Linked DNA regions of Homo sapiens: region 1 is linked to region 2. The links are chromatin loops, found by intact Hi-C in ENCODE. Cell type or tissue: mammary epithelial cell. All regions are shown on one strand. Each heading gives the region's core, and the rest is flanking DNA. Links, peaks and the distances in the headings are about the cores only.

The links. A loop is a pair of places that touch in the nucleus more often than their neighbours do. Peaks named below come from ENCODE experiments on the same cell type or tissue, not always from the same donor. Only the 100,000 strongest peaks of a DNase experiment are listed, where the experiment ranks them.
Region 1: a loop joins it to region 2, with 3 times the contacts of the local background. A loop is called at or near these places in 4 of 110 quality-filtered maps.

Annotation. Positions count from the first base shown.
Region 1 is chr15:86,885,902-86,897,305 of GRCh38, forward strand. The region is part of intron 22 of AGBL1 (AGBL carboxypeptidase 1); the gene reads left to right. Among named protein-coding and RNA genes, the nearest start is that of AGBL1-AS1, 570 kb to the left of the region's middle. In mammary epithelial cell, for the core only: no CTCF peak of the experiment used is centred there; a DNase peak (open chromatin) is centred at 7,380; H3K27me3 peaks cover 263 bases.
Region 2 is chr15:86,620,523-86,631,926 of GRCh38, forward strand. The region is part of intron 21 of AGBL1 (AGBL carboxypeptidase 1); the gene reads left to right. Among named protein-coding and RNA genes, the nearest start is that of AGBL1-AS1, 310 kb to the left of the region's middle. In mammary epithelial cell, for the core only: a CTCF peak has its summit at 4,230 (motif pointing right); a DNase peak (open chromatin) is centred at 4,309.

The DNA of each region.
Region 1 (11,404 bases), core at 5,853-8,352, 270 kb after region 2:
CCTGTGTAAAGAATTCTTTTAGTCTGTAACAATAGCAACACTAAATCCTTTTATCTGAAACCTAAAGGCCTGATAGAAACATAGAATTTGGGAAACAGTTCCAAGATAACAAAATAGAGTCTTTAAATAGCATTGCTGATTTTTTGGTTTTTTTCATATAGCCTCTTAAACATCCACCCCATCCTGCAAGTTTTGGACTTCTATCCATCTGTACTTTCTTTATCGAAACTGTAAACATCCTGTTCTCATACTTCATATGAAGTAAGAAGCAAAATAAAACACAAAGATAGAACAGACAGTAAAATAGCATACAAATGTTTGTAGTTTATATTAGTATATTTGCCTATGGCAAGTGTACTAAAATCATCTATAAAATTGCCAATTAACTTGAAGTTATAGCAAGTTATTTTGGGAAGAAATGGCCCACGTTAGCACTATCACTTTTGCAGTTTAACAGTTTAAGGTATGAATTCTCTTAAACACTCCTGCCCCTTCCATTTCTGTGTATGGTGTAATGAAAGCAGCAGAGATATTTGGTTATCCCTAATCTGGAAGTGGAGTGTATATTTCTCAAGTTTAAAGAAGAGAATTATTCTGCCTTTCTTTAATTAGCATTTGTTTTGGGCATATTCTATATATAAGACAAAGGATAAGAACCATAAGGATTATGAATTAATAGAAATGTGTCTCTGGCTTCTAAGGGACCATACGGTGAATAAATGCATTAAAATCAAATGGGTAATTATTTCTAATCTGCATGATCATGGATGTTTTTATGGAGGAGGTAACATTGGGTTTATTTTAAGCTGTGGTAGAGTTTTCAATTAGCCGTGGCAAGAAGGATGGCATTCCAGCTAGAGTCAGCTTGGACCCAGTCGGAGAACAGCAAGGCCCCAACCGTATTTGAGGAGAGGTGAGAGATCAAGTTAATTCTAATGAAGGGATTAGGTAGGACCATGTAGTTGAAAACTCAGACGAAGAAATAAGTAAAGACGAGGTTTTGGAAGCTCCTTTCTCTCGCCAAGTGTGTAATACCAAGTCTCCAAAACAGAAGATGACACAGATCAAAGCTCTATTAACTTAAGGGGCAGAGAATGCCCAAGGTTAGTGGAATGCTCACAGAGTTCCCACAGTGAGAAGGTTTTGCTCATAATATGTGTCTAAGATATTAACACTCAGTAAATTCCAATTAGACTGTTTATGTAAGGATTCTGATTCATAAACATAATTTATTAAAACAAATAGAAATAATAAGGTACATATATGTAAAGGTATATGTGTAAAGATATATATGTCTATCATTCTGCCATCTATCCTCTGTCATTCCATCTATGCATATATCTATTTATGTATGTATCTATCTACCTACCTATCTATCATTTATCTATCAAATCGATCTATCTTGGCTGTTACTTTTAAACTCTTCCTATTATAGACCTCAATTCTAAGGATAAGCATCTCTTTCATTAACACTCACCTGCCTAACTGCTCACATCCACCTGCCTGAACTCAGACTTCACTGAGCTCAACAGGGCTTTTGCGCAGTTTATACCTGCACCTCTAGTATTGTTTAAGCATCTCTCTCAAGCCATATTCTGCTATGCTTTCATTTTAAGCTTTTAGTTCCTAGCATGTACAGGCATTATGAGTTGAGTGAGGAGGAAGTGTTTGTGAAAATAGAAATACCATTTGAATAAAAGCTACACAAGTCCTTAAAACATAGTCCCTATAGAGATGAGTTTCTGACATTGAACTTTACAATTGTCATTTCACTTTTAATTCCCTGACATTGTTCCATGCACCTCACCAAGATTCTTTTAGCCGCAGATCATACAATTAGGAATATGCACCTCACAGAAGGCAGTGTTATAATGTCAAAGGACTTCGACAATTCTCCAATTGAATTAGTATAAATAGAGAAAAAGAAAGAAAGAAAGAAAGAAAACATATACCCCCTCTGGATCCTTGGATAAGGGGGTCACTACACAGAGGTATAGATTCATAATGATGTGTATAAGCCCCAGGAAGCTTTAATTTGCCTTCCATTTACTCTAAACCCTCTGGAAAAGAATGAGAAAAATATAACAATGAAGAAGAGGTTAGAGTTACAATCTCTCACCACTCCGGCTGCCTCTACATGCCAAAGATGAGAAAAAGGAGGTGCATCTTGCGGGAGCATCAAGGCTTGGGAAGCTGGATTCTTTTCGTTTGGGCCCACAGAGATCAAAAACTTCAGTCCCTGGGACCAGCAGGGAAACGAGAACTACATGGACCAAGACCAGTCCTGTTGCCTTAGTCTGAGGCAACCTCAGCACCATTCATTCTAACAAGCCCGGTGATGGGTCTGATTGTATCAGAAGTGACCTGGCCAGCACCACTCACCTTAGGGCTACCTCATAGAAAGAGATTAGGCTGTCCAGTGGAAACTAAATATTCAGAAGACTGGAGCTCTCTTCAAAAGAAAAAAAAAAAAAGAATGCACCAATCCACATAAACTGTAGAGCTACAGATGAATCATATACCTTTATTTTAAAGGTAATATTGATGCTGAAATTCACACTGTCGATTCTTTGCGAGGTTTGTTAGCTAGAATTATATCTAAGATGTATGTGTGTCAATAATTTGAGGAGAAAATGGTAACCAACGAAGATCTAGGTATAAAATGAAGTTTTCTGAGGATGAGAGGGAGTGGGGTGGTCCTAAAGCTCAGCGTGAGGGGATTTCTCAGAGATCTCATTGGGGATATACATTGACCTTGGACATTTTCCATCTGTTGCCTTACCCTTCATTTCCTTAAATGTGCTTATGGCCTCAAGCTGCTTTAAAACATAGCATTCATGTCTATGTACCTCTAGCATTATTATTTGCACGTCTTTCATGAGCCATTATGAGTCAAAACTGTTAATCAGAACATAAAATAATGTCAGAAAGAGAAAGCTGCAGAGGAGTTAAAAATGAGCACTTTTGGAAATGAGCAAAGCGCTGAATGGCATGCTACATTCATTGGCTGGAGCAATAGATGGCGTTAATTTCTGGGACAAGACTAACAATATATAAGCACTTAGTAAGAGTTATATAACAAGTAAAGACTGGCACTAAAGGAGACATCTATAAATTTAGGTCAGAAAATAAATGCATATTATCTTTTAACTTTTCAAAGGATTAAATCCTATGTTTACTTTTACAACGTTTATAATTTGTTTTCCGTTCACTGAAAAGTCATTCCTGACCTTTCCCATGCCATAGTTTATCCTTATGTGGCTTAGTTGACATCCAGTAACCCATTTTATCTCTGTTGTTTTGAAGCATATAAGATAGAAAAGACCTTCTAATAGAAAATTAGGGTGGCGATACCGCTTACTATAGAAAGTTTGACCAAAAATTAAACTGAAATCTAAGTGCTTTCGGCAAATCTATATTTCTTTCCAGATGCTCTGATCTTCTTTTCTGGGGGGTGGGTGGGGGGTATTTGTGTTTTATTTTTCATTGACTGTTATTTTAAGTTCTCAAGTACATGTGTAGGATGTGCAGGTTTCTTACACAGGTGAACATGTGCTATGGTGGTTTGCTGCACAGATCGACCTATCACCTAGGTATTAAGCCCAACATCCATTAGCTATTCTTCCTGATGCTCTCCCTTCCCCCACCTGGCCCCCAACGGCAGGCCCCAGTGTGTGTTATTCCCCTCCATGTGTCCATGTGTTCTCATTGTTCAGCTCCCACTTATAAGTGAGAACATGTGGTGTTTGGTTTTCTGTTCCTGTATTAGTTTGCTGAGGATAACGACTTCCAGCTCCATCCATGTCCCTGCAAAGGACATGATCTCATTCCTTTTATGGCTGCATAGTATTACATGGTGTACGTGTACCACATTTTCTTAATTCCGTCTATCATTGATGGGCATGTAGGTTGATTGCATGACTTTGCTATTGCGAATAGTGCTGCAATGAACATACATATGCATGTATCTTTGTAATAGAATGATTTATATTCCTTTGGGTATATACCCTGTAATGGGATTGCTGGGTCAAATGATATTGCTGCCTCTAGATCTTTGAGGAATCACCCACACTGTCTTCCACAATGGTTGAACTAATTTGTAGTCCCACCAACAGTGTAAAAGTGTTCCTTTTTCTCTGCAGTCTTGCCAGCATCTGTTGTTACTGGACTTTTTAATAGTCACCATTCTGATTGGCTTGAGATAGTATCACACTGTGGTTTTGATTTGTATTTCTCTAATGATCAGTGATGTTGAGCTTTTTTTGCACATGTTTGTTGGCTGCATGAATGTCTTCTTTTGAGAAGTGTCTGTTCATATCCTTTGCCCACTTTTTAATGTTTTTTTTCTTGTAAAATTGTTTAAGTTCCTTGTAGACTCTGTGTATTAGACATTTGTCAGATGGATAGATTGCAAAAATTGTCTCCCATTCTGTAGGTTGTTTTTTCACTCTGATTGATAATTGTTTCTTTTGCCATGCAGAAGCTCATTAGTTTAATTAGACTCCATTTGTCAACTTTTGCTTTTGTTGCAGTTGTTTTTGGTGTTTTTCTTATAAAATCTTTGCCTGTGCCTGTGTCCTGAATGGTACTGCCTATATTTTCTTCTAGGGTTTTTATAGTTTTGGGATTTACATTTAAGTCTTTAGCCCATCTTAATTTCTGTGTAAGGTATAAGGAAGAGGTCCAGTTTCAATTTTCTGCACATGGCTAGCCAGTTTTTCCAGAACCATTGATTAAATAGGGAATTCTTTCCCTATTGCTTATTTTTGTCAAGTTTGTTGAAGATCAGATGGTTGTAGGTGTGTGGTCTTGTTTCTGAGTTCTTTATTCTATTCCATTGGTCTATGTGTCTGTTTTGGTACCAGTACCATGCTGTTGTGGTTACTGTAGCCTTGTAGTATAGTTTGAAGTCAGGTAGCATAATGCCTCCACCTTTGTTCTTTTTGCTTAGGATTATCTTTGCTATGCAGGCTCTTTTTTAGTTTCATATGAATTTTAAAATAGTTTTTCCTAATTCTGTGAAGATGTGAAGAATGTCAGTGGTAGTTTAATGGAAATAGCATTGAATCTATAAATTATTTTGGACAGTATGGCCATTTTCACTATATTAATTCTTCCTATCCATGAACATGAAATGTTTTTTCATTTGTTTGTGTCCTTTCTGATTTCCTTGAGCAGTAGTTGAAGAAGTCCTTCACTTCCACTGTTAGCTGTATTCCTAGGTATTTTATTCTTTTTGTAGTAATTGTGAATGGGAGTTCGTTCATGATTTGGTTCTCTGCTTGCCTGTTGTTGGTGTATAGGAATGCTAGCAATTTTTGTACGTTGATGTTGTATCCTGAGACTTTGCTGAAATTTCTTATCAGCTTAAGAAGCTTTTGGGCTGGATGCTTTGATTTCTTTTCAGACAATGAGAAAATGTTCCTCTGTAAGTTTTAGAATGACATTGATGAGTTTTACAGCAGTGTAGTTGAGTGAGATGGTCCCATCTCCCTGTAAAGTGTTTTCCTTGATTCATTAGATCTGACATTGCACCATGTGTCCCACTGCTTGAGGGAATGTATTATACCAAATGGTAAAATATCTTAGCCATACCTGATTACACTGTCTCATTTTAGCAATGACCCACAGATATCCAGTAGAATGTGTCTGACACCATTCAACAAGAAATAATGAGGAAAAAAAAAAAAACAAGCAAGGGAGTGGGTATCTTTTGAATGCTGAAACAATAGTAGCTTGAGCAACAGCACCATCATTCATTGGTAAAGTGAAAAACTGGGTTGCCCACAAGCACCTTCTCTACTCAAGTGACATGGGTCATTATGACCTTGATTTTGATACCTATACGAATTTGTTAACTTCTCCTGGTCCCTTAGCTACACATTACAGCCAACCATGCACACCAAAGCCCAGCTGTATTTTAACACTGAATAAGTTTCTAAACAGAAGGAATGAGCAAATGAATGTGGTTTGGTTCAGTGGAGTTTCATCAACTAATTAGGTAAATAGTTTGAATTACATGTCTGAAACATCAATGGGCCACTCAGTACTCAGAGGTCCTCTCATGTAAATGCTAAACTTTTAGCTATTGACCATACTCTCAGTGAACCAGCCTCTTATATATCTTTTCCTTTAGACCACTTAGGTCAACCCATTTTTTCATAAGTTATGAGAACTTAAGAGAAAAGCACTTGCTGATGAATTGATTCAGCAAGTTTGACTAAACAGGTCAAACACCGTCTCTCCTTTCCCTCTCTTTTGCTTTCATTCTTTTCCTCATTAACCCACTCTCTCCCACTTCCTTCCTGTTTTATTCTACATTCCCATTTTCATAAAGAGTTTGGACTGCATCTCCCCACACTATGTAGGGTACACTTGTTCAATAAGAAATAGGACATTTATTTCCATTACTTTTTATGTGGGAATGACTGGATTTTTTTCTAGAGCTCTAGATCATGTAACAGAGTTCATGACTTCGATTGGGGCTGAATGAATACCTCATTCCAGTTCTTCCTCAGGCAGAGTAGACCTTATCTATAAATATTTGTTGATTGAATCAAGGGATATAGGAACCCTTGGTCTTATCTAATTATCACACATTTTCTATGCCATGTGCAGCTTTAAGATATTGGGAAAATTATCTAAACTTCTAAATCTCTTTTTCCAATTGTTAAGTAGGATTGATAAGATCTACCCCATAGATTTGTTTATTTGCTTATATTTTAAGAGAGAACAATGGCCAAGCACCTGGCACACAGTAGGTGATTGGCAATGTTTATTCTTATTCTTTTCTCAACAGTGCCTAGTGCTCTTCTCTATACATAGAAAATGCTCCATTACTGGAGTTAAGAAAAAAAAACCGGAGAGTAATAAATTATGTCCTTCCTCTTAAATGTGTTAACTCAGGGACACACTTTGTGATGGTGTGAAGTACCTGACAAACACAAAACCCTAGGGAACCATGCTAACTGTCCCGGGTGATGATGGTGAGACATTCATGGTGAGCATACTCAGTGTGTCTGTAAGTGTGGATGAGTTGTGTAATAGGCTGCTCGTGCCTCTTAGATGGAGCACAGCGTTCACACAGCTCTGCTCCTGGAGAAAATAGATAGAAGGTCAAGGGAGAATAGCAGGGTGTGGGCAATGCTGCTAAATACTGCCTCGGGGACTCACTCACCCAGGGAATTCAGAGTTGCTCTTTTCTCGCCTGCAAAAACTGAGATGCAGCCAGAGTTGCGTTTCATTAGAAGGAGACATTCGGTGGAGCTCAGCTTTTTCAGGAGGGAGATGGGTGACAGGTAGCTGGGAGAGTATGCTGGATGAATCTGAGTGTCTGGAATTTTAAGTGTTCGCCTCTTGCTTCTCAGTAGGTGGCTGCCTCTTGAGGTCTGGCATTCACCCAAGTCTTGAGCATTACCTCAGCATTTAAAGAGAAAACAAGTGATAAAAAGAATCCGCAAAACTGCGTTTAAATCACCATCAACATTAAGGAATGCCACAGGCTGGGTTTTGTTCACCCTGTTAGCATGCAGAATTATTTTTCACTATAGGAAGCTGTCTTTTCCCAACCAAGAAAACAAACAAAACAAAAAAAGCAGAACTAATTAAGATCGTCATATCTCAATAAATATGCAAATGAAAAATCAAAACAAAGAAACTCTATCACATCATAAAGTTGCAAATTGCTGTATAGGCTGGCTTGGAAGAATGGCAAGGGATAGAGTCTTCTTAATGGCTTTGCTTAGAGATTGTCTGAAAGCTGCATTTATATAGGTTTATGTTTGAGGATGAGGATGGTGAACTTGCCAGGAGAAAATTATTTTCATACTTTGTCTCCAAACTCTGTGGAAAGGAAAGGGGAATAAAAATTCAGTCGAGTGACTATGTGTGAGGTTCTATGCTATGGCATTTGTTTCTAAGTGCATCATTTCAAGAAGAAGAGGTTTTATGCTATGGCATTCATTTCTATGTATATCATTTCAAGAAGAAAAACAATAAGATTCCCATTTTACACATGAAGACAACAAAGCTCAGAGAAGGCAAATTCCTGTTTCTCACTTGGTATTTGGAGAAGAATTCAAACCCACAATTACTTATCTGACTCTAATTTTATGTTTTGTTTCTGATTTATATTTTGCCCCTACACCATGACTCTCCAATACCGCCTAAAGTGACTTCACTTTTGAATGTGTGTTTACAGGACATCAAAGCTTCCTAGTGAAAGGAGGAAATAAAATCAATTTTCAGGTGTTTTCTCCATGTATTTCCCACATCTCAATATTAAGGCCCACTCTATCAGTGGAACTACCGTTTGATTTCTGCATGATGCTATAATGCTATTTTCTTTCATTTATATTTAACTTCAGTTGCAAATGGTGAGTATGAATTGAATTCATCAGGTTTGAAAAATCAAGAGGGAGGAGAGAGAGAGAATAGCTAACACCCTACTATTGCTGAAGTTATTGTAACCATGCCTTAACATATGTATTTCATCCTGAGGGAGCTGAATCTGAGCTGCAGAGAGAGCAACTCTGCATGACGTTGGAGCTTTATTTTAGAAGCTGCTGTCTGCTCTCTGGCATGTAGAATGCTGCCCTTAGAAGAAGGTTCTCCTGGACACGGGCTGTGTTGCTCTTCTGGACCGCTAGGCTAACTTAAGTGTGAGGCTGTTTATGAGAATGGGGAATTATCTGGAATGAGCAAACAGTTAATAAGATTGGAGGTGATTTGGTATCTATTAAGTATTCCACACTGCCCTGGGCACAAAGGCAGTACAAGGAGCAGTGGTGAAACCAGTAGGAGGCCACCACACACAGAATTGCTTCTTACCACTGCCAGTCATATTAAACAAAATAGAAGTATCTAGTCAAAGAGAGTGGTCCAACAAAGTGCTCAAACAAGTTAAAGAAGGGAGAGGCTGATGTTCTCAAGGAAGATTTCAAAGAGCTGAATGCAAGCTTTACCTTCAAGATAGAAAGGTTGGCAGGAGTGTCAAGGCAGTTTTATTGCATTTTGCTAGATCTGAACAACTTTGTTCAAAGGGAATAAGATAATGGATTAAGTGGTGGCAGGACACAGTGACTCTGACCACTTGCCAGGGACATCTAACAACAGTGTTTCATCTTTTCATATCCATCCCCTTTTGTTCCTTCTTTCTTTTATCTTCCCTCCTTCCCTTTCTTTTATCTTCCCTCCTTCCCTTTCTTTTTTCCTTCCTTTCTTCCTTCTACTTTCTTCTCTTTCTCTTTTTACTCTTTTCTTCTTTCTCTTTCCCCCCTCTTTTCTTTTCCCAGCCTTACTTTTTTGTTTTTAGATGTAAAACATTATATTCTTTTTTTCTCATTAAAATACTCATTTTAAGCCTTGAGAAAAATATAGAAAATATTGATACATAAAAAATAACCTGTACCTTATGTCATCTTATTCTCATTGTCTAAGTATAACCACTGTCAGCCTACAAGAGTAGACTTTCCAGTTCTTTATCTGACATGTTTAGTTTTTTTTTTTTTAATTATTTTTGCATTTGCGTGTATTTCTTGAGCTCCGTTTTCTTCTTACTAAGCTATATACTATAGTAGTTCTTTTTAGCAGTGGTTTCTCCATGGGAAGATGTATTTACTCATGCAAAAGAAATAAAGGGATTTTTTGAGTATAGAATTGCAGTTTGGGGTTCATTTTCCCTCAGCATTGACAAGACATAATTAATTTCTTTTTTCTGCCTCGCTTTAACATTTTTATTTATTTGTTTGTTTTTGCTTTTGCAAATTAAGCTTTAAATTTAGAATAATTTTATATTTATAGAAACACTGCAAAGATACCACAGAAAGTTCCTTTCACCTAGTTTCCCTTATTTAATTTGTTTTTATGGAAAATTTATTGTTGATCTAAATGTCCCTTATTTAAAGATAATCTGTCTTTATTTCTCAAGTTTTCTAAGATTTGCCCTGCTTTATTGATGTTTATTATGATGTATTTACTTATGAACTTCATATATTTCCTATTTTTTTCTGGTTTCTAGAGTATTTCTTGAAGATGATCATCTTTCAACTGGTATCTTTTTAAATATTATCTCTTACCCATTTACCCTAAACACGACTTTTAAAAATTCCTTCTTGTTTCTTATCTTTGCTGAACTGTGTCTGTGACATTTAACCATTCTATTAAGCTTTTTGTTAAAATGTTTTTTCATTTAGAGAAAAGGCTGTTTAATATTTAAATCTACCTTTTTTCCCAAAAAAATCTTTTTCTTTCATTATGTTTCGAGAACTTATTCTAATTTATTAATTATTTCAAATATAACCATTCTATAGTCTTTTCCAAATGGGTCATAATATTTCAAGTTCGTGAGTGTCTGCTTTTGCTGCTTTTCGTATCTGCTGAGTCTTGTTCAAGGTGGATTATTTCCTCATTTGACTTATGATTTGTTATTTTGAGTGTATCTTCTGCAGGCTGTAGTCTTCACCCCCTCTCAGGAGAGTTCCATATACCCTGGGTTTAAAAAAAAAAAAATACCTGCATGGTAATTTTGTATTTGTTTCTGATGGGGGCCTCAAGTTTTCACCAACAAGAATTACATGGTTTGTGATTCACAATGTAATTGTGAACTCTACATCTGTGTAATCTATGATTTCTATATTTTGTCAACATTTTCCCCCTTCTGGTAGTTAGGTTTTCTAACTTTGTTGCGTTGCTAACATTACTTTCCCATATTTAAATCTCTATTTTTTGTTTCTTTTTTAAAATTAGCATATTGTCTATTGACTTCTGCTGTAAAAGATAAATTATTCCAATATGCATTTTCTTTCTCATGCATATGTTCTTATTTTTATTAGTTATAGCATCACCTTTCCATTGACAAGATTGATAGCATTTATATTCTCTTTTGTAAACATCATTTCCAGATTATCCTTAGTTATATGTTTATTATAACATAGTTCTGTGCTCATCAACACTTCTCTGACCATGCACTCCCCATTTGTGAGATCTTCACTATATCAATCTTTGGATTTCCTAGACTTTCTCAAGTAGTGTCTCCCTCTACCCACTACATGCACATTCCTAAGGAAAGCAAATAGCTTTTATATTTCTTGAGGTCTTGCATGTTAGACAGTGTCTTTCTTTTGCAAAACAATTTGGCTTTTTAGAAAATTATTTAGCCAGATTTTAATTTTCTTTTGGCCTTTTCTGTCATTAGGGACACTGACTCCACAGTAGAGAACATTAAAATCAGTCTATGTTTCTCACTTTAGAAGACTTATTTTTCTACTTACATGCTTATATACTTTTTTCCTTTATCTTTGAATTTGAAACTGCTATAGTGCCTTACATGTTTCTCAGCTCCAAGCACCCTCTTTGACATAGAGACAGTATTCAGTGTTGCAGGATTGAATGGATGATTGAATAA
Region 2 (11,404 bases), core at 3,250-5,749:
GACAGCTCCTTTGGCTTCCCCAGTGACCTTAATTATCACCTCATCAAGAATACATATTTAGTGCTTTTAATCTGTCCCCAGAAATCAATCTATCCTCTGCATGCATTACTTTTGTTTAACCCTTTTATCAATTTCCTACCTTGCCCTGCTGCATTTCTACTTTCTGGTTTGAAGTGACTCAGAAATAATCTATCTTCTCATTAGAGCCTCGTAAAAAGGGACTTTGCAACCTGCCAGCTATGTGATTTTTCCACCTCTGAAAGTGAACTTTGAAATGATATTAGCTCCTTTTTTTTTTTCTATAGCATTGCATGACTGGTCTAAATCCGACTTGCCGCCTGCATGTCTCTCTTCACGGCTCTTTTTCAAGTCGCCTGCGTGCTTTGAATATTTCTCTTCAAAGGGAGGGGCTGCTCTTTCCCTCCAGTTAAATCTCTCTATTATTTTCTACTCTCATAGCTATTGCTGCTAAGTTCCTCTGCATCTCTCTTCTCCTCGCTTTCCTGGAATTTGCAACCCTTTCTATTTGGAGTCAGCTAAGAGTTTCTTTTGTGTGAGGTCTTCTTTGCACTTTGGCCATGAATATAAGTGATACTATGACCAAAGGTAACAACTGTGCTTGCAGATTTCATTTGGTTATAGGGCTGTGCTTTTACATCTTCCTTAATTGTTATAATATGTTGATCAAGGATGACTCCTCTGCTATAGAATTCAGGGAAGTGAACTGGGATAGTGAAATGAGTACAGGCTTTGGATTCAACAGATCCTGGTTCAAGTCCTTGCTCTGCCGTTACCAGCCCAAGATTTTGTGTTAGTAAAATAAAGATACTGTAACAAATTATTATAAACAGGATGGCTTGAAAGAAATTTATTGTCTCGCAGATCTGGAGGGCAGGAGTCCCATTCCACATTTCTTGCCTAGCTTCTGGTAGTTGCCAGCAATCTGTGGCATTCCTCGCCTTGTAGCTGCAACACTTCAATCTCTGCCTCCATCTTCACAGGGCCATCTTCTCAGTGTGTCTCTGTGTCTCTCCTCTTCTTGAAAGGATAATAGTCATTGGATCTTAGACTCACTAAAATCCAGTATATCTTGAGATCCTTAATTACATCTGAAAAGACCTTATGTCCAAATCAGCTCACATTTACAGGAACTGGGATTTAGGACTTGGAGATATCGTTTGGAAGGATACTATTCAATGCGATATAGCCTTAGTCAAGTTATTTATTCTCTCTCACACTCAGTTTCCAGAATGGTTGTTGAGAGAAATAAATCATAAAATGTTTAGAAAGCCTCTAGCATCATGGCAGGCATATAGTAAGTGATCAATGAATATTAATTCCCTTTTCCAAAATTTCTATTACTCCTTTGGTAGGACTTTTTAGAAAACAAATACAATCTTGTTTTACAGAGTAGGACATTTTTAGAGATCTAGCGTTACATCACTATATGCAATTAGAAACCAGCTTCCCTCTAAATAATTCATCTGCAAGACAAAGATGAAAACTTTGATAAGAAAGGGGTCAGCCAGGTGTAGTGGCTCATGCCTGTAATACTCGCAATTTGGGAGGCTGAGGCGGGCTGATCACCTGAGGTCAGGAGCTCGAGACCAGCCTGGCCAACATGGTGAAACGTTGTCTCTACTAAAAATACAAAAAAATTAGCTAAGCGTGGTGCTGGGCACCTGTAATCCCAGCTACTCAGGAGGCTGAGTCAGGAGAATCTCTTGAACCAGGAAGGCGGAGGTTGCAGTGAGCTGAGATGGCACCATTGCACTCCAACCTGGGTGACAAGACTGAGACTCCATCTCAAAAAAAAAAAAAAAGGGGGTAGGGGGTCCACACAAAAACCAGACAGGCCTATTTTTTTCAGTCTATAAATATTTACTGAGCAACTACTAAGTACTAAACACTGACCAAAAGAGACCAGTGACCAGTCATCATGGAAAGATATAAAATCGACAATAACACAAAACTATGAAATATAATTTCAAGTAATAGTAAATAAAATAGAGACAAATGAAACAGGATGAAAAGATGGAGCACTTTGAATGGCAGGAGAAATGATGACCTTTGGGAAGGTAACATTTAAGGCAAGTTCTGGATAAAGTGAGGGGTCATCCCATGCAAGGGACTGGGGGACACACGTTCTAGACCAGCAATCCTCAACCATTTTGGCACCAGGGACTGGTTTCACAGAGGACAATTTTTCCACAGACTACGGGTGGGGCATACTTTCAGGATGATTCAAGGGCACTGTTTACCGTGTACTTTATTTTTATTAATATTACATTGTAATATATTATGAAACAATTATACAACTCACCATAATGTAGAATCAGTGGGAGCCCTGAACTCATTTTCCTGTAACTAGACAGTCCCGTCTGGAGGTGATGAGAGACAGTGACAGATCATCAAGCATTAGATTCTCAAAAGGAGCATGCAGTGCAGCCTAGATCCCTCAAGTGCACAGTTCACAATAGGGTTCGCACGCCTATGAGAATCTAATGCCACCACTGATCTGACGGGAGATAGTGCTCCAGCAGTAATGCAAGCGATGGGAGGTGCCTGTAAATACAGATGAAGCTTCACTCTCTCACCCTCCACTTACCTCCTGCCTAACAGGCCATGCAGCGGTATCAGGTGGGGACCCCTGTTCTAGAGAGAAGGAATCGCAAGTGCAAAGCAGGACAGTCAGGGTGTGTAAGGCAGTGGGGTATGGGGACGGGTTTGGAGGAAGGCAGGAGCTCAATCATGTAGAGCCTGGTTGGCCAGGGTTGGGATGGGGCCATCATAAATGCTGGATGGGATCCAGTGTGGCTGGCAGAGCACAGGGTTTGAGGGCAACAGCTACTGCTAGCTGTGATTCAGAAGGGCAGTCTGCAGTGTGAATTGAGACCACTGTGGCTGGTTCTCCAGACACTGGTACAGCTGTCTAGGATATGCAGAACTTTTGCCTCGTTTTCCAACTCTAGGTTCTCTCTACTGCCATTCTCTTTGTTCACTACCCAAACTGTCCTCCAACCACAGGAATGTCACCAGCTCTGGATGCTTGTTCTTGCTCTCTTTATTTTATTTTTGTTATCTGATAGAAGCAGACAGTAATACTCTGAGATACTTCTAGGAACCAGTATATGACAAGAGATGCATTTCACCCTGTCAGTTCCTCCAGCACAAATGACATGATAGTGCTTTTCTAAATAATTTTGCAATAATTCGAAATCCTGTTCCTCCAACACAAATGACATGACAGTGATTTTCTAAATAATTTTACAATAATTCCAAATCCTGTTAAATCAGTGCATACACTTCTGTGGATTTTACTGTCTATTCACCTGAAATTAAATTCTGGTGGGCTTTGCTGCACAGTTCACCTAGAAGAGGCACAATTAGATGCAATCTCATTCTAGTCTGACACTGCTGTGCTAAATACTTTCATTAAAAACTATTTTCTCAAAGAATAAAAGCAAGCATAAAAAATAAAACTAGGGGCCTTTCCATAAGAGAAAGAATAGAGATTGAGAGGAATGGGAGGAAGGGATACTGAGTGAAGAAAAGCTAAACAAAAGCATGGAAAGTCAAAGAAGCACACACATGTGTGAATAGCATCATCTAATTGTCCTATAATGAATTGTCCTATGTCAGAGCATGCCTGTCAAATTCTTCTAAACTTCTCTAGGCAGGCTTAGAAAGGTAATAATATTCTAGTTCTCATTATTGGGAAGTCACAATCAAGAGCAAGTGAATTGAATGTTAAAAGTATGAGTCTAGCTGATATTGATAGATCAAATGTAATACAACAGCATGTGACACTTATTAGCCTTTTGGTCAAGCTATTGGGCATGGAACACATTCAACATGCAGTAACATTTATTGAGCACCTACAGTATACAGTGCCATGGTTTGAGTAAGGGCTCTGTGGAATGGAAGACATATCCTCTGTCCTCCAGAAGTGTTCAATATCGATTCTGAGTCATTTCCTGTGGCCTTCACTTTTTCAGTTCTTCATATCTACTTTCTTGGAAGGTATTCTCAATTAAGGCCCAAAAGGCTGCACATAAATTTAATTAAGGCTGGAAGTGGTGCTAGACAGTGGAGGAGCAGTGAGCCTGAGCTGCAGCCAAAAGGAGGAATAATCCACTAACTCAGGAGAGCACCCTTTCTTCCCCAGCAAATGCCCAGTGCACTCTTTATTAAGGGACACTGTGCTGTGATGAGCTGACCTGGCCACAGGGTGTCACAACTGCCCCAGGGACTCCTCTACAAACTCAGGAGGGAGACAAGGTCTGAAAGGTCAGACACCAGCAGCTTGTCGTTCCCTCTCCTGCCCACATTGCCAAGTGAGTCAGCCCTGAGTCAGCCCAGCTGCTCAAAAATCATCTAGAATGTCACGGCTGCCAGGGCCTGACAGAATGCCTTCAGAGCTGCTTACCAGGCTCTGTGTGGCTCTTGGTCTAACGGAGGGGATCGACATTTTGGCAGTGCCCGTGAGTGAGATGAAGGACTGGTGACAGCCCCACACCCACGCAGCACCGGCTCCCTCATAGACCTCCAGTCATTCGACCAGGTTTGTTCCTGGAAGGATCTGCATCATTTATTTGGAGAAGGACCAGGCAGGGGGTCAAGAGACAATGATTTTAGTGTCGGCTCTGCCTCCTTCAAGTTGGGGACCTTCAGCCACTGAATCCACAGAGATGGGCCTCAGTTTCCCAATCTGTAAAATGAAGGTGGATCCTTTCAACTTCTGAACATTAATGAAGGATTGGCCATGTCTTATTTGGTTAGACATTTCAATTACTTTCTCTTTTTTTGGCTCTGACAGCCTCCAAGGTAGAAGAAATTAGCGTTTTTTTTTTTTTGTTTTTGTTTTTTTTTTTTTTTACAAACACAGAAACTGAGGGCCTGTGAGACTAAAAGAAGGTAATCAAAAGAGAATACAGAGGAGACATTTTAATCCAGATCTGTCCAGATTAATCCCACTGTAATTGGGGTGTTCATTTACAAACTACACACAAATGTTTTGTGACTCCTGGGAACTGAGTTTCAGACATGATGAGATGAAAGACACAGAGAATATATTTGAATAAGTCTCATAAAAAGTAAATTCTGGATCTTTGGGATAGAAGCTAAGGGATATTTGTGAATCAAATGGTAGTAGCAAAATGGGTCAAGAATGGCAGGTAAAGGATAAACAGAAGAGAAACACATTTTAATAATACTCAACCAATATTTATTAAGTTTCTCCCCTGAAAAAGTTATTGTTCAGGGCAGCAAAAGACATGCAACCCTAGAGGCAGCTGAGAATCCAGCCATGCCAATATCCGAATGCAAATAAAAGCAAGAAAAAGCCAGGAAAAAGACAAGCAAAGTACTGCAGGATTCAATCAAGAATCGAATGAAGAAGCTGTATCCCATTGGTGGAACTTGGAAGGCACCAAGGAGAAAGTTTCAATTGAGTCATAAAGAATAGTAGAGTATCAACAGGTAATAACACAAAGGATGAGCTAGCTGGAAGAAAGAGATGCATGAACAGAAGTCAGGAAAAAAAGGGTTGCATTTGATTGTGGAAGACAGTGTAGCAATTCCTCAAAGTCCTAAAGACAGAAATACCGTTCGACCCAGCAATCCCATTACTGAGTATATACCCAAAGGAATATAAATCATTCTATCATATAGACACATGCATACGTGTGTTCATTGCAGCACTATTCACAATAGCAAAGACATGGAATCCACCTAAATGCCCATCAACGATAAACTGGATAAAGAAAATGTGGTATATATACACCATGGAATACCATGCAGCTGTGAAAAAGAACGAGACCATGTCCTTTGCAGGAACATGGATGGAGCTGGAGGTCATTATCCCTAGCAAACTAATGCGGTAACAGAGAACCAAACACAGCACGTTCTCACTTTAAGTAAGTGGGAGCTAAATAGTGAGAGCACATGAGAGGAACAGCACACACTGGGGCTTTTTGGAGGCTGCAAGGTGGGAGGAGGGAGAGGAGCAAGAAAAATAACTAATGGGTACTAGGCTTAATAGCTGGGTGACAAATAATCTGTACAACAAACCTTCATGACACAAGTTTACCTATGTAACAAACCTGCATGCATACCCCTGAACTTAAAACTTGTTTTTTTTTAAGAAAAGAAAGGGTTACATTTGGAGAACAGTGAAGACTATTCTGTTGAAGTGTGTAGGGGACATAGGATTGGAAAAGTTCCTCTGAAATCATATTGTGGAGAGCCTTCCTAAAAGACAATTTTGAGATTGGTGGACAATGGAGAACCAATACAAGAGTAATATACTTTTCTTTTTTTTTTTTTTTTTTTGAGACAAAGTCTTACTCTGTCCCCCAGGTTGGAGTGCAGTGGCACAATCTTGGCTCACTGCAACCTCTGCCTCCCAGGTTCAAGCAATTCTCCTGCCTCAGCCTCCAGTGTAGCTGGGACTACAGGTGCCTGCCACAACGACCAGCTAATTTTTTTTTTTTTTAGATGGAGTTTTGCTCTTGTTGCCCAGGCTGGAATGCAATGGCGCAATCTTGGCTCACCGCAACCTCCGCCTCCTGGGTTCAAGTGATTCTCCTGCCTCAGCCTCCTGAGTAGCTGGGATTACAGGCATGCGCCACCACCCCCAGCTAATTTTGTATTTTTAGTAGAGACAGGGTTTCTCCATGTTGGTCAGGCTAGTCTCGAACTCCCGACCTCAGGTGATTCGCCCACCTCAGCCTCCCAAAGTGCTGGGATTGCAGGTGTGAGCCACTGTGCCCTGCCTGATATAATTTTTATAAAGAAGTTTTTGCCTATTGTCTGGGCATGGATGCTGGAACAGGAGATGGGATGCCAGAGGAGAGGTTAGTAAAACAGTCCTTAAAATAATCTGGTGGCAGAGGTGAGAATGAGGAGGTGTTAGAGATACCAAGGTACAAATGTGAAGACTTGGCCTCTGATTAAACACAGGTTCTGGAGTATTAGAGACAGGGCAAACAGATGGTGGAGTTTTTAAGCCTCAGTGGGAAAACGAAGGTGCTGTTAGGATAAGCAGAAATATCATAATGAGTGGCAAATTCCAAAAAGCTTACAAGAGGAAATACATAAAGAGAAAAGAAGTATACAAATGGAACATTGGGAAGAATTTATGTAATGCAGTGAAAGAAAGAAAGTAAAGCTAATGAAAAAGAGAAACCAGCAACCAGGGTATACAGTTAGGAAGGAAGAGAGAGTTCCTTGAAGAAAGCAGCAGGGTCAGTAGTGGCAGGGACCTCAGGGGTTGAGAAGGATTGAGACAAAGCCTTTGGAAATGCTGTGATGAGTGCTGTTTTCACATCTTTGCCATTTTCTCTGAACATAGAGAAATTCTGTCTGTGCCTGTGTATTTGTAGCCTCCAACACAGCGTCCTGCCCATCAAAGGCGCTCAATGAATATTTCCTGAATGGAGAAAGGAAAACACAGACACGGGGCTGTTTAGGAGAGCTGTAGGCATGGAAACAAAGGTGTTAAGAGGGAGTGCCTTCTGAGTCTTGCAGGTGTCCTCTGTCTTTCCAAATAGTTCTGGGGAGAAGGCAGTTCTGGGCTAGTGCAGTCCTTCCAGACCTTGAGCATGCATCAAAATCACCTGTGGGTTTGTTACATAGCTTGCTGGGCCCCACCCCTAGAGTTTTCGATTTGTAATAATAGGTCTGAAGTGAAGCCCCCGCATTTCCATTCAAACAGGTTCTTGGATGGTGCGGAGGCCACAGGTTCAGTGATCATGCTTTGAGAACCCCTAGGCATGTGAAAATATCCCTGTATATTCAGTTAGGAGACATAGTTTGAGTCCCAACTCCTTATTGGCTCTTTGCCTTGAGGTATTTCTCTCTGCCTATTTTCTCATATGCAAGATGAGGGTCTTACCTAGAACATAGCACTGATAGGCGCGTTGAATGAAATCTCAGTACTTGTCTAAAACATGTTTATTGAACTAATTTTTTTTCTTTAAAAAAATTTTTGGCTGGGCGCAGTGGCTCATGCCTGTAATCCCAGCCCTTTGGGAGGCCGAGGTGGGTGGATCAGGAGGCAAGGAGATCGAGACCACCCTGGCTAACATGGTGAAACCCCACCTCTACTAAAAATACAAAAAATTAGCCAGGCGTGGTGGTGGGCGCCTGTAGTCCCAGCTACTTGGGAGGCTGAGGCAGGAGAATGGCATGAACCCGGGAGGCGGAGCTTGCAGTGAGCAGAGATTGCACCACTGAACTCCAGCCTGGGAGACAGTGAGACTCCATCTCAAAAAAAAAAGTTTTTTGTTTGAAATTTGATTTATTTTTAAATGTCTTCAGCTTTACCGAGGTACAATTGACAAATAAAATGTATACAGTATATTAAAGGTGTACAACAAGATGTTTGATATACATTGGGAAAGAGTCATCACAATCAAGCTAATTAATATGTCAGTCACCTTACATCGTTAACTTTTTTGTGTATCTGATGAGAACACTTAAGATCTGGTCTCAGCAAATTTCGAGTATACCATAGCTTCTTATTAGCTATGGTCACCATGCTGTACATTAGGTCTCCAGAATTTACTCATTTTATAGCTGTAACATTTACAGCTGACTAACATCTTCCCATTTTCTCCACCCTCCAGCTCCTGGTAACCACCATTCTACTTGGTTTCTATGAGTTCAACTTTTTTACATTCCAATAAACATTTTTAAGAAGATAAAGATTGGTTGGAGCTTGAGAAAGTAACAGGAAGGAAAAAAATGTGTTTATTTTGCTTATTTAAGAAATGCCAAGATGCATGGCAAATTCATGTTTGCTGGGCAAAAGATTTACTCTGAATTAATGGATCTCTGTGGAATAGCAGTTAATTTTAGAGCTGGCATGAGTCTTATGATTATCTGCATATCGGTCAGTCAGTTTGTCTGTGTGAACAGGACATACGAAGCCTAAAGGCAAGCTTTATCATCTTGCTTATACAAAGTTAACTATAGCACTCAAACCCCACACATTCAGAATAAGAATAAAATAACGCACCCTTTGAATCATACATAGGTATGTAATTTGCTTCCAATAAAAATGGAGATGAGGTTGCAGCTAGATAACCATCAGCTTCGTCCAAGGTACAAAGGTTTAATTTTTTATGTTTGCATTTAGTCATTTTTATAGTACTGGCTTCTTGGCTCATTTCTGAATAAATCTAGGCAGCATTGAAACAAATGCCAAAGAAACAGGAAAAAAAACCCTCTCAGAATTTCCCGTTCATATTTATAGTGAGTTGACAGATATTGCATTTCCTTTATTTCAGGCCCTAATCAATTCATTGCTAAAAGGAAAAAAAGAGAAAGAAGAAAACAGATGAAGAGGAACAATTTGTATGGGGCTTCTGGTCATTACCCTTCTGTTATAACTCTCCTTAGTAGAACTAATTAGCATTACATTAATAAATATAAGAATAGAGGATATGGCAGCCAAAGCAGATGCTTATTGCAATTGCAGATACATTGCTGCCATTTGCTTGTTAAATTCAGCATCTTTAATTCTGCAATGTGGTGCTTTGAAGAGGATGAAAATTTCTCCTTATATGAATCTTCCTTCTATGTGGTCAGGATGCAAGTCATAGGGTGAGGCAAAGTGGCCATGTCTGTCCAACTTCCTTTGTGTACAAGGTTAATGACTGTGTTTTGTGTCTATCCCTCAGGCATTATGAATCCAGATCCTTCACATTCTAATCTTGCTCGCCTCTTGGCTGTTGGTGAGATGGTGGCCCCAACACTGACAAAAAGAACCAGCCTGTTCCATGATAGTTTCTGTGGAACTCAGCGTTGGTCACTTGTGTCACTGTACCAACAGGGACACCTGAATGGCTCTGTCATTAATAATGGAATGGAGAGCCAGAGTGCAAAACAGACTCCATAGGCTGACTCCCACACTTACGGGAGGGCAATTAAGGGCAATAAGTGCTAAGATGCAAGAGTGCTGTGCTTCTCAAAACATTAATCTTATGCAAAGAATCACCTGGGCATTGTGTTAAAAAGCAGATTGTGGCTCCACAAGCTCTCACGGATGCAGGTGCTGCTGGTCCATGAGCCACTCTTTGAGTTGTCTTAATTCCTTTCCCTTCTCTCACCTGAGCCAGAGGTGCATTTCAGCTTCTTCAATTTAACCTTCTGTCTTCTGTGACAAGAACAAAGTGAGCTCTGCTCAGATAGCTCGAGAGGACAACATAGCTATTTTTTTCCAAAGTCACAAATAAGTAAATAAATAATAGGTAAATTAGCAGGATTGCTAAAAGCCCCTTAATTTTTCCTTTCAAAATGTAGAGGTAAGTAAAAGCAAATGAACCAGATTCTTGGATCTGTTCAAACCCGGAGAGCGCACCAACAGATAACATGAGGAGGTGTGGAGCAACGTGCTATTTTAACGAGCGCCTGAGTGCAGGTGGGCTGAGGCCTAAAATGGCGTCAGCCTAGGTGAGGACAGGACAGAGGTTTTATAGCCTCCTGGAAACAGGAAGTGTCCTAGTCTGACATAACTGCTACTTGGTACCTGGAAGGCCTCTTTCTCCATCTTCAGGGGTGTCTGCCAGCCAGGGTAGGTGTCTTCCGTCCGGCTCTCTTCCTGCTTCTGCTATCTTGCTGACACACGCTGGTGACACAAGTGGCCTTGGGCCTTGGGACCAGGCCTGAGAAGGGAGGAGTTATTCATCTCCTTAAGCTTTCAAGTCCCTGGGAGAATCTTACAGTTTCCTCTTGTCACAGCTTCCTTAGGAGGAAGTAGGGGGAGACGTAGGTTTGGGGAGAAAAAAAAGTCATATTCATTGAGCACTCTTTGTGCTATGCTTAACAAACATTTCAATTTTTAATCTTAGCAACAGTCTTAAGGGGTCAGTAACAGCATAAGTCAAAGATAAAGGAACTCAGAGGGGCTGAGAGAGATTCAGAGAGATTGTGTGACTTGCCAAGAGTCAAGTTTACTGGGAAGACCTAAAGCCCATATTCCTTTATTTCTAAAATACATGTTTCTGACTTACTAATTCTTTGAGACCTGTAGTTTGAGTTGAGGCCTGCTGGCATCTTTTATTTATCTCTTGCATCCTTTCTCATGAGATGTATGGGGCAGCCTGCTAATGGAACCTCCTGGAAGGATGAACACACTCCCTGATGGGAGGTGTGGTTCATGGGAGTTCCCAGGGAGATGCAGAAGAAGGCTGTTTAGGGTAGCTAGAGGGCCCAGTGGGTTCTCATAGCCAACCCCAGGTCCTGAATCTGTTCCTATCTGAATGGAGCCTAGAGCCTCTTTCTACTGCCTCTGCCTCCATCCCCTTTTGTTGATGGTTTCTTCCCTCTGTTCTCATTGGGTTCCCTGCTTCGTACTAGTTTTAAAAGTTAATTAGGTCGGCCAGGTGCTGTGGCTCAC